3 separate regions of the Homo sapiens genome follow, and regions 1 and 3 are each linked to region 2. Evidence: chromatin contacts called from ENCODE Hi-C or POLR2A ChIA-PET data. All regions are on one chromosome and are shown on one strand. The core of a region is the stretch at or near the end of the contact, and the rest is flanking DNA. Distances in the headings are between cores, read along the strand shown. Region 1 overlaps TCTN1 (tectonic family member 1). Region 2 overlaps CCDC63 (coiled-coil domain containing 63). Region 3 overlaps PPP1CC (protein phosphatase 1 catalytic subunit gamma).

The links. A loop is a pair of places that touch in the nucleus more often than their neighbours do. ChIA-PET counts read pairs that join two places held with the same protein, here RNA polymerase II (POLR2A). Pooled maps may share reads with other maps.
Region 1: a loop to region 2 is called in a pooled map, with 2.9 times the contacts of the local background. The contact joins two enhancer-like sites. A Hi-C loop is called at or near these places in 3 of 168 maps with a recorded cell type or tissue (heart right ventricle and psoas muscle) and 5 of 50 pooled maps. POLR2A ChIA-PET finds 5 or more read pairs at or near these places in 1 of 52 experiments (activated T-cell).
Region 3: a map of CD4-positive, alpha-beta T cell shows a loop between it and region 2 (2.2-fold over the local background). The contact joins two enhancer-like sites. A Hi-C loop is called at or near these places in 2 of 168 maps with a recorded cell type or tissue (A673 and CD4-positive, alpha-beta T cell), 5 of 37 single-sample maps with no recorded cell type and 8 of 50 pooled maps. POLR2A ChIA-PET finds 5 or more read pairs at or near these places in 1 of 52 experiments (OCI-LY7).

Annotation. Positions count from the first base shown.
Region 1 is chr12:110,646,360-110,649,779 of GRCh38, forward strand. It overlaps TCTN1 (tectonic family member 1), which reads left to right. Exons shown (of 15, transcript NM_001082538.3): 13 at 837-977; 14 at 1,390-1,534; 15 at 2,684-3,071. The coding sequence ends at 1,533. HVCN1 (hydrogen voltage gated channel 1) reads right to left here. Exons shown (of 8, transcript NM_032369.4): 8 at 2,327-3,116. The coding sequence ends at 3,051. Among named protein-coding and RNA genes, the nearest start is that of TCTN1, 34 kb to the left of the region's middle. RefSeq lists an enhancer at 1,645-1,704. Within about 2 kb of position 1,457, at least 4 of the 41 ENCODE cell types and tissues checked have a DNase peak (open chromatin) inside an H3K27ac peak, as active enhancers do.
Region 2 is chr12:110,886,864-110,890,023 of GRCh38, forward strand. The region is part of intron 8 of CCDC63 (coiled-coil domain containing 63); the gene reads left to right. Among named protein-coding and RNA genes, the nearest start is that of MYL2, 32 kb to the right of the region's middle. Within about 2 kb of position 1,293, at least 10 of the 41 ENCODE cell types and tissues checked have a DNase peak (open chromatin) inside an H3K27ac peak, as active enhancers do.
Region 3 is chr12:110,726,454-110,729,792 of GRCh38, forward strand. All of the region lies in intron 3 of PPP1CC (protein phosphatase 1 catalytic subunit gamma), which reads right to left. Among named protein-coding and RNA genes, the nearest start is that of PPP1CC, 15 kb to the right of the region's middle. Within about 2 kb of position 1,483, at least 3 of the 41 ENCODE cell types and tissues checked have a DNase peak (open chromatin) inside an H3K27ac peak, as active enhancers do.

The DNA.
Region 1 (3,420 bases), core at 207-2,706, 240 kb before region 2:
TGAGGTTTTCATATCCTGAAGAGATGTATTTTAAAGCTTTTTTTTTTTAATGAAAAAATGTCAGACACACACAAAAGTAGAATAGTACCATGGAGTCCCCACGTACCCAGCCTGCAGCTTCAACAGTTACCACATTTGCCAACCGGAGAGACTGCCAAGGCAGGAAAAAGCCCTGGAAAGCCCACGGCCCCTTTTTCCCTTGGGTCAGAGGCCTTAGAGCTGGCTGCCAAAGCAGCCAACCAAAGGGGCAGCTCAGCTCCTTCGTGGCACCAGCAGTGTTCCTGATGCAGTTGAAGAGTTGATGTCTTTGACAACATACGGACACTGCCTGGATTACCTAGATGTCACATCTTAATTGCCAATTGATGAAATTAGGTAAATGAAAAGAAAGCACTTAAATTTCCCCTTAGAGCATTTTAACATGACATGCAATCAGGTTTTGTCTGCTAATAATTATTTCTCCCCCTCCATCCCTCCCACCAGTTTCTTTCCTGAAGTCTGTGAGGCCGCTATAAACAGGTAGATGAAGTTAGAGCAGTTATGGCCCTAAATGGTCCACAGTTGGGTATTGGCACTACCGCAGTTTCAGGTGATGTCGGCATTTTTAGAAATAGGAGGAGATGGAAAAATTACGCTTCAGCTGTTAAAAATATTTTTGGGGCATTGAGTTACTTTAAAACACGTATATTCTCTAAGCTGTTTTTATCTGAACTTGTAGAGTCTATTCATTTTCTTGTTCAGAACATTTTGTAATATGTGAAACCTTTTATAATTAAAACTCTGAACTGCAGATTAAGTCTGACTTGCAGTTTTGTAAGATTCTAATGGATTAACAGCATTTTGTTTTGCAGGATTCCTGCCAGCTCCCAGGGGCTTTGGTTATAGAAGTGAAGTGGACTAAATACGGATCCCTGCTGAATCCACAGGCCAAAATAGTCAATGTAACTGCAAATCTAATTTCATCCTCCTTTCCTGAGGTAGGCCTAACCTAGTTTAAAGGCATAGGTTAAGACAGAAGTCTAGACACAACTCAAGTGTGGTAGGTGACAGGTATTACTTTGTGAAAAAGATTATAATTTAAACCATGGGGGTTCATAAAATATTTCAGCAGTCATTCTTAGAAACACTGACGATGGTTCTACTTACATTAGCATTCTGGTTCAGATTGGATCTTTAAAATTCTCATGAAAATTATGATATTCACGTGTTAATCAGACACCCTGGTAAAATTGTTTCTCTCATCCAAGTTAATGGCCAATTAGTGCTCCAGGACCTATCAGATTCATGAACTGACAGTAGTTGGGTGAGGAAGAGAATGAAAAGTGTCTCATTGTTGTCATTCTGGGAGCACACTGGAGGGTGGGCCTTGCATCTCTCTGTTTATTACAGGCCAACTCAGGAAATGAAAGGACGATTCTTATTTCCACTGCGGTTACTTTTGTGGATGTGTCTGCACCTGCAGAGGCAGGCTTCAGAGCTCCACCAGCCATCAATGCCAGGCTGCCCTTTAACTTCTTCTTCCCGTTTGTTTGACGTAAGTGAGGAAACTACGCCCCTCCTCTGAGGTCATCCCCTTTGGAAAGTGTGCACGTGGGGCTAGAAGTCCCTAGGGGATACTGCATTTTATACTTTTTGAGGGTCTCGCTTTGTTGCCCAGGCTGGAGTGCAGTGGTGTGATCATGGCTCACTGCAGCCTTGACCTCCTGGGCTCAAGCAATCCACCCACCTCAGCCTCCTAATAGCTGGGACTACAGGTGCACACCACAACACCTGGCTAATTTTAATATAGTTTGTAGAGATGGGGTCTTGCTGTGTTGACCAGGCTGGTCTCAAACTCCTGGGCTCAGGTGCTCCTCCTGCCTCGGCCTCTGAAAGTGCTGGGATTACAGGTGTGAGCCACCATGCCTAGCCTTATTATACTTCTAACCTTTGAGGTTGCCTCCAAACCAGCACACTGCCCTTCTCCACTCCCTTCCTGCCTTTTTTCCTTTTGGAAATGTTATTCTATCTGACTTTTGAATGGGGAATATGCTTAACACATAGGTCATAGATGATAGAACCCAAAAAGTCTTTGGGGAGATGGTAAAGAACATGAACAGGACTTGAAGCAGCAGAGGCAAGGGGGATTTGGCCAGTTCATTCATCCCCTGCTTTGAGTTATTTATTTTAAAAATACTCAGTTCAGGTTTTTTCCTTTTTGGGTCCGGTTGAAATGAGTACAAAAAAATAGCAAAATATTAGATAAAATCATGCGAGAAGAGCACACAGCCCTTACAAGGGGATCTTCCCCCAAATACCTTGTTAATTATAGTGGAGTCTTGGGTCTAATTGCCATTTCTGCACCAGGCACTGTAGCTAGCTTGCTCTCCGACTGGCAGGCTGGTATGGGTGCCACAGAGGAAAGAATACAGTAGGAGGGTCCAGGGAAAAGAGAGAGTTTATTTTATACAGTAGTTGTTTTATTTTATACAGTAGTTGTACAGTAATTGAGGAAAAATGTTGTCAGGTGGCAGAAAACAATGGAGCCACCTAGAAGCTGGCTGATGCAGCTGGGGCACACAGAGGAGGGGCCTGGGTACCCCTTTTGGGGAAACTGAGACGAAGCTATTTAGAACAGCTTGAAAATAAGAGACTTTTCTAGAATGGGGTGGCAGCTAAAGTAGCTTCTTTTTCTTTCTTTCAGAATGCTCAGATGCATCAGTTCCTTAATATACACGTGAAATTTGAAAACTGTACATTCGGTGAGATTAAATTTTATATACAACTAGCAATTGTCCAGCTTTGTTGCTCATTTTCAATTAAGGCTAAAGTGTTCAACATGAGAAAATGTGATACATTTGATACAGTGTGGGGTGGGAGTGGATGGGCAGCTCTTGGTGGTACTGGACCTTCCACAAGGCTGTGTCCACCCAGAATCCATGCTGGCAGGAGGGAGGCAGAGGTATCAAACCAAACCTCTCACCAAGCGGCCCAGGAGGGGCAGCTGTTCCTCTCGTGACAGCACAGGCCCATGAGACAGTGTCTTCTTTTTGAGGGGAGCTGGTCCGGGTCTAGTTCACTTCACCAAGAAGTCCATGCTGTCGCAATAGTTTGTTAAGTCTTTCAATTTCTTGTTCCTATTGCAAAAGCAGACAAACACTGGAATTTACTTTGAGCCTCGCCAGGGATGTGACAATCAATCATTCAGTGAGCCCCAGGCACAGGACCACAGAGATGAATGAAAGCTACGCTGTTTGTGGCATTCAGTCTGCTGAGGAGACTGCTACAATCAGATAGGCTTCACTGAGCAGCAGTGACAGCAGTGAGAAGACAAACGTGGGGGACCTGGCAGAGCCCTGGGATGTGGGGGTGGGCACAGCTTCAGGGAGGATGTGACGCCTGGGCTGGATCTGAAAGGACAAGGCAGGCTCAGCCCAGGGA
Region 2 (3,160 bases), core at 43-2,542:
CCAGGACAGGCACAGGAAATGGTTCTTCCCCAGAAATGACCTTGACCTCACATTCACCTTGAGGCTGCTCTCATCCTTTCCTCCTGCAGTCGCACAGCATCTCCTGCACAAGGACAAGTGCAGGTGCTCTGGTTCTCAGTCTCTCTATCTGTAGAATGGCACACACACTTGGACTAGAGGAGTCCTCCAAGTCCAAACTCTTTTTATAAAAAAAGTTTCAAACTTTTATTTAAAAAGCTACAAAACTTTTTTTTTAAATTTTCTTTCTTTTTTTCTTTTTTTGAGACAGAGTCTTGCTCTGTCACCCAGGCTGGACTGTAGTGGCACGATCTTGGCTTACTGCAACCTCCACCTCCCGGGTTCAAGCGATTCTCCTGCCCAGGCTCCAGAGTAGCTGGGACTACAGGCAGAGCCACCACACCTGGCTAATTTTTGTATTTTTAGTAGAGACAAGGTTTCATCATGTTGGCCAGGATGGTCTCGAACGCCTGAACTCAGGTGATCCGCCTGCCTCGGCCTCCCAAAGTGTTGGGATTACAGGGATGAGCCACCACGCCCGGTGGTGGCTTGCTCTGCAAGCTCTATTCTTATACAAAATGTTTTTGTTTAATCCCATGTTATGAGGAAACACTGGTACATAAAACATAGGAAATGGAGCAGACCTGGATGAAGGAGTGGCGGTGGGATGGGCCATGGGAGGGGGCTGGGACCCTACCTTTTTGCCTTCTTCTGGCACCTTTGCTCAGACTAAGGGATCAGGTTAAAAAAATTTTTTTTTAATTAAAAACAATTAGAATTCTAACATCTGACTTCACCCCTCCCTAGAGGGCTGGGGGCGGAGTCTCATAAACTAGCCTCCTGAGTTGCTGGGACTACAGGCGCGCGCCACCACGCCCAGCTAATTTTTGTATTTTTAGTAGAGACGGGGTTTCACCATGTTGGCCAGGATGGTCTCATCTCTTGACCTCGTGATCCGCCCACTTCGGCCTCCCAAAATGCTGGGAATACAGCGTGAGCCACCGCGCCCGGCCCCAGCCTTCTTTTTTAGTTTCGTTTGGTCTCCTCCACCTCCCCAAGTTGTTAAATTCTTAGTGGCAGTGATTTAAAAACCAGGATATTCCACATGAAAGTCTGAATTTCTGGTTTCCCTTGGAAAATCAGATCTGACACCTCCCGCCCACATTCCCGCGGGAATCCGAGTTCCTACAAACGGAGCCATCGGCTCCCTCTTCGCTCACAGAGACCAGCCAGGCTGAAGTGCTCCAGGGCCCGCAGAGCTTAGCGGGCCTTTGAGTTGCTAACTGAGGTTCAGGCGCGTCACCACTGTCCTCTGGCGTCCATTTGCGGTATTGCAGGGAAGGTCTTTGCGGGCAGGCCTGGAAGTGGGCAGGACCCTGAATTCTCGGGTCCCAGTGGGACACCGAGGGAGGACAAGCCCTAGCAGAGGGGTATGAGGACCCCAGCTGAATATCCTGACCTGATAGAAAATATTCCTGAGCTGAATTGGCCTTGATTTTCCCCACTCCTCATAAGGGGACCCTCTTCCTTAGGGTCATGACAAATATGTCTAAGATGGGTAAGCGCTGCCCTCTCTGGGCCTCAGTTTCCCCATCTGTAGAGTGATATTTGGACCAGAACAGTAGCTTCCAAGCTCTTTGTTAAGGTTACAGAACTATGACTTTTTGGGCTCAAATAGATCTGCAAATGCCTGTTGAATAAGTCCAGAGAGCACTGATTTCCAATGGTAAGACTTAATTTTGCAAAAAATGTTATAGGACAAAGATATGCTCACTGTAGAGAATCTGGAAAGCAACTAAGGATGGAAGGAATTTTAAACCACCCACTATCCCATTGCCTGAGACAATCACTGGTGACATTCTGAAATATTTCCTTCCAACTTCCAACTTTTTTTTTGGTCCTTCTTTCCTTCCTTCCTTCCTTCCTTCCTTCCTTCCTTCCTTCCTTCCTTCCTTCCTTCCTTCCTTCCTTCCTTCCTTCGTTTTTCTTTCTTTTTCTTTCTTCTTTTTTTGCAGGATCTCACACTGTCACCCAGGCTGGAGTACAGTGGCTTGATCTTGGCTCACTCCAGCCTCAATCTCCCTGGCTCAGGTGATCGTCTCATCTCAGCCTCCAGAGTGGCTGGGACTACAGGCACACACCACCACACCCAGCTAATTTTTGTATTTTTTGCAGAGATGAGGTTTCAGTGTGTTGCCCAGGCTGGTGTCAATGGTTGTGCTTTTCAAATGTAACATAGTTATTATCATATAAAGTTGTGTATCTGATTGAAGCAAATGTCCTTTTGGTTACTCGTTCATCCAGCAAGTATTTATTGAGCACCTACTGCGTTCCAGACACTGCTCTAGACCCTGATAATGTGGCAGTGAACAGGATGACAAAAAGTTCAGCCCTCACAGAACTGCTGTTTTGGCAGGGAGAAACAGACAATAAACAACAAGCCCAATACTTACGTAAGTTATAGAGTAAGTTAGAAAGGGAGATGCAGTGTGGGTAAAAAGATGAAGTCGCACAGCGTAAGACGGGTTTTGGAGCCGGTTGGGGCCCCGGGCAGTTGAGAAGTTAAGATCTGAGTGAACTTACAGGTGAAGGATTGAGCTGTCCAGATCTCTGGGGAAGAACGCTCCAGGCAGAGGAAACAGCAACAGCACACGCAAAGGCCCTGACGCAGCTTGCAAGCAGGCCAGGGTGTCTGGCGCACAGAGAGAGACATGGGAGGGAGAGGGGATGAATCTGGGAGGTGAGGGCTGCTGGGCACATTTCCAGAAGAGGTTTTGGCCATTTCTCAGAGAGGCAGGGGCCATGGGAGATCTCCGAGCAGGGGAGCGGTGCCATCGACTCAGGTTATTGATGCAATTTGCAAAATAGTAAAAAGTCTCAATGTGAATCCCATCACCTGGATATGGCATTGGTTCATCTTTTTGGTAGAGATCCCCCACCCCACCCCTGCCCTGTAAAGATCGGAAGACTCACTTCCTTTCTTTTTTCCTTTTTCCAAAATCATATATTTTTTTCCGATTAGAATTTTTTTTCACAATTTGGAAAATACTAAAAAGTATAAATACAACCTCCAAATCAGGAATAATTCCATCACACGGACATAGCATTGTTTCATCTTTTTGGTAGAGTTCTTTCTGCTTTT
Region 3 (3,339 bases), core at 233-2,732, 160 kb before region 2:
AAAATTGCTTGAACCTGGGAGGCAGAGGTTGCAGTAAGCCAAGATCGCACCATTGCACTCCAGCATGGGCAACAAGAGTGAAACTCCGTCTCAAAAAAAAGCAAACTCCTTCTTACGAAAGGCTGAAGGGCAATCTCCAAAAACCACCAACTCCCATTTCCAACAGCAATACTACTACTACTACCACCACAGGATGAGTATCCTTAATCCAAGATGCTCCAAAATTTGGAACTTTTTGAGCACTCACATGATGCTCAAAGGAAATGCTCACTGGAGCATTCTGGATTTCAGATTTTTGGATTAGGGATGTTTAACCAGTAATTATAACACAAATATTCCAAAATTAAAAACAAAAACAAAAAACCTGCAACACTTCTAGTGCCAAGCATTCCCGGTAAGGAATACTTAACCTGTATTATAAAAACAGAGCTGCTGTCTTAGCTCCCCAGTGACAGTGACTTCCTCTTTCCCCAAGGTCAGCTTCACTTCTGGATACTTTTTTTGAGGTGGGGTCTCACTGCATCACCTAGGGGGAATGAAGCGACGCAATCTTGGCTCACTGCAACCATGGTCTCCCAGGTTCCAGTGATTTTCCTGCCTCAATCTCCTGAGTGTCCGCGACTACAGGTGTGCACCACCACAGCTAATTTTTGTATTTTTAATAGAGATGGGTTTTCCCCATGTTGGTCAGACCTCCTGACCTCTTGTGATCAGGTTGAACTCCTGACCTCAAGTGATCCACCCACCTTGGCCTCCCAAAGTGCTGGGATTACAGGCGTGAGCTACCACGCCCCGGCTTTGATTCTTTAGTTATGCCACATACTCCAGCTTCTCCTGCTGATTCCTGCTGGCTTCTCCATCAAAAATCAGTTTGTTTCCTCCTTTTCCCTCTCAGCACTTTAAGCGTGGGCCTGCCTCTTTCTATTCTCTCTTCATTTCCTCCCTAAGGCTACCTCAGACCACTAGGAACATCTGGCTCCTGAAAGGTTTAGCCAGGGTAATCGCCTAGCTTCCAAATCCTAAGATTCTGAGCCATAACCTGTAATGCGGTTTCGCATTACTGTACATCAGACAGCTACGGCAGCAGAAACAGATCAACAAACACTCATGTTTTACCCAACAACATATACCTCAGCCTTTCCATCACATTTACAAAGTTAAAAAAAAAAAAAAAAGAAATGGTAGTATAAAGTACTTATGTACCTGGAAAACAGGCAGTGGTTTTTAAATTGTCCCATGAAAATCAACATTTGAATACAACTTTTCATTTTAATAAAATTAGTTAAGTATTTTATATATATATTAAATGTCTGCAAGCCTTCAACCAAAAGCCACCTATGTCAAGGGCACTTTCATGCCCACAAGTAGACTGGATGGCAAATTATATCTGCCTGATGAGAGAGAGGAAGCTTGAGCATAAGATCTACAAATTGTGTTGATGACCAAACAGGAGTCGAAACTGATACCAACCAACACTGATCTTCTAAGTCATTTTTTAAAGGCCTCTGCATTAAGTAGAAACCGAAACTGATGCAGCCAGTATCATTACATTAGGATACACGTCACAAAAATGAGGTCAACTGGATTTGAATTCATCAGTGCAAACATGAAAAGTATTTGCTGGGCTAACAGCTATGTAAAAGGAATCCTTTAACTCAAGAGCAGGCCAGGCACGGTGGCTCACGCCTGTAATCCCAGCACTTTGGGAAGCAGAGGCGGGCGGATCATGAGGTCAGGAGATCGAGACCATCCTGGCTAACACAGTGAAACCCCGCCTCTACTAAAAATACAAAAAATTAGCCGGGCGTAGTGGCGGGCGCCTGTAGTCCCAGCTACTCGGGAGGCTGAGGCAGGAGAATGGCGTGAACCCAGGAGGCGGAGCTTGCAGTGAGGCGAGATCGCGCCCTGCACTCCAGCCTGGGCGACAGAGCGAGACTCCGTCTCAAAAAAAAAAAAAAAAACAAAAAACAAAAAACTCAAGAGTAACACTTGGAATAAGTATCCAAAACACAGTGTTGGCTGGGTGTGGTGGCTCATGACTGTAATCCCAGCACTTAGGGAGGCTGAGGTGAAAGGATTGCTTAAACCCAGAAATTACAGGTGGTAGTAAGCTATGATCCCACCTCTGCACTCCAGCCTAAGGCTCTGTCTCAAAAACAAACAAAAAAAACCCATCACACCTGCCTTGCATTTCACTACCTAAGGAGTAGTAACTGGCTTACTGGTACTTCTCTGACACAGAATCACTGTTAATATTGAATACCTTTCATGTACAAGTTCAATGCTATCAGTCAGTCCAGAACCCATAGAATTTTTGTCCCTGATGATTCCTGCCACCCCATCTTATCAGCTGGATCTCAAGGTCACAGACCAAGCAAACATCCAGTTGTGGGAAAGGGTGGTAGTAGAAGGGCTCAGTTTGTGAATATAATCTTTCTAGGATGCACTTCTAACAAATGTGCTAGCTCAACATATCTATGTGAATTGAGATGGAAAAACACTGCATCTGGAGACTCTAGGTTACGATGTGGTCTAGGGGAGGGCCACAGGGACAACCCTTTGCTGATATCCCTATAATCATATTAGCAAATGCCAAGTACCTGAAGTTCCTTAACCACCTCTTCACTCCAAACCTGAAACCCGTCCTGGCAGCAATGATGAGCACAAAAGGAAGGTGAAGGTAAAGATTCAAAACCTTTTCTGACTTGAAACCCTTTACTGAACTGATATTTTCAAAGCTTTTTTTTTTTTTTTTTTTTGAGACGGAGTCTCACTCTGCCACCCAGGCTGGACTACTGTGGTGTGATTTTGGCTCACTGCAACCTCCGACTCCTGGGTTCAAGTGATTCTCCTGCCTGAGCCTCCTGAGTAGCTGGGACTACAGGCATCTGCCACCACGCCTGGCTAATTTTTGTATTTTTAGTAGAGATGAGGTTTCCTCATGTTGGCCAGGACGGTCTTGATCTCTTGACCTTGTGATCCACCCGCTGTGGCCTCCCAAAGTGCTGGGATTACAGGCGTGAGCCACTGTGCCCAGCCTATTTTCAAAGCTTTAAGAACTGTGTTTTGTCAATAGTCAAATCGAAGTATACCTTTAATTAAACAATCCAAAATGGGTCACAAAATGTGTAAAATACTGTAAAAATAATCTTTGTTCAGCACATTTTAGTTTTAGGAAAGTTATTGCCATTCTTCCTGGGTGTGGATATGCCAGAAGGAGAAAAACTATAATAATTTCAAAAACTAATTATTTACGTATTGCAAGATTCCATTTGCATGCAATATTCTCTAGAAAAGACAAAAAGTAGATTAGTGGTTGCCTGGGGACTATGGTGATGG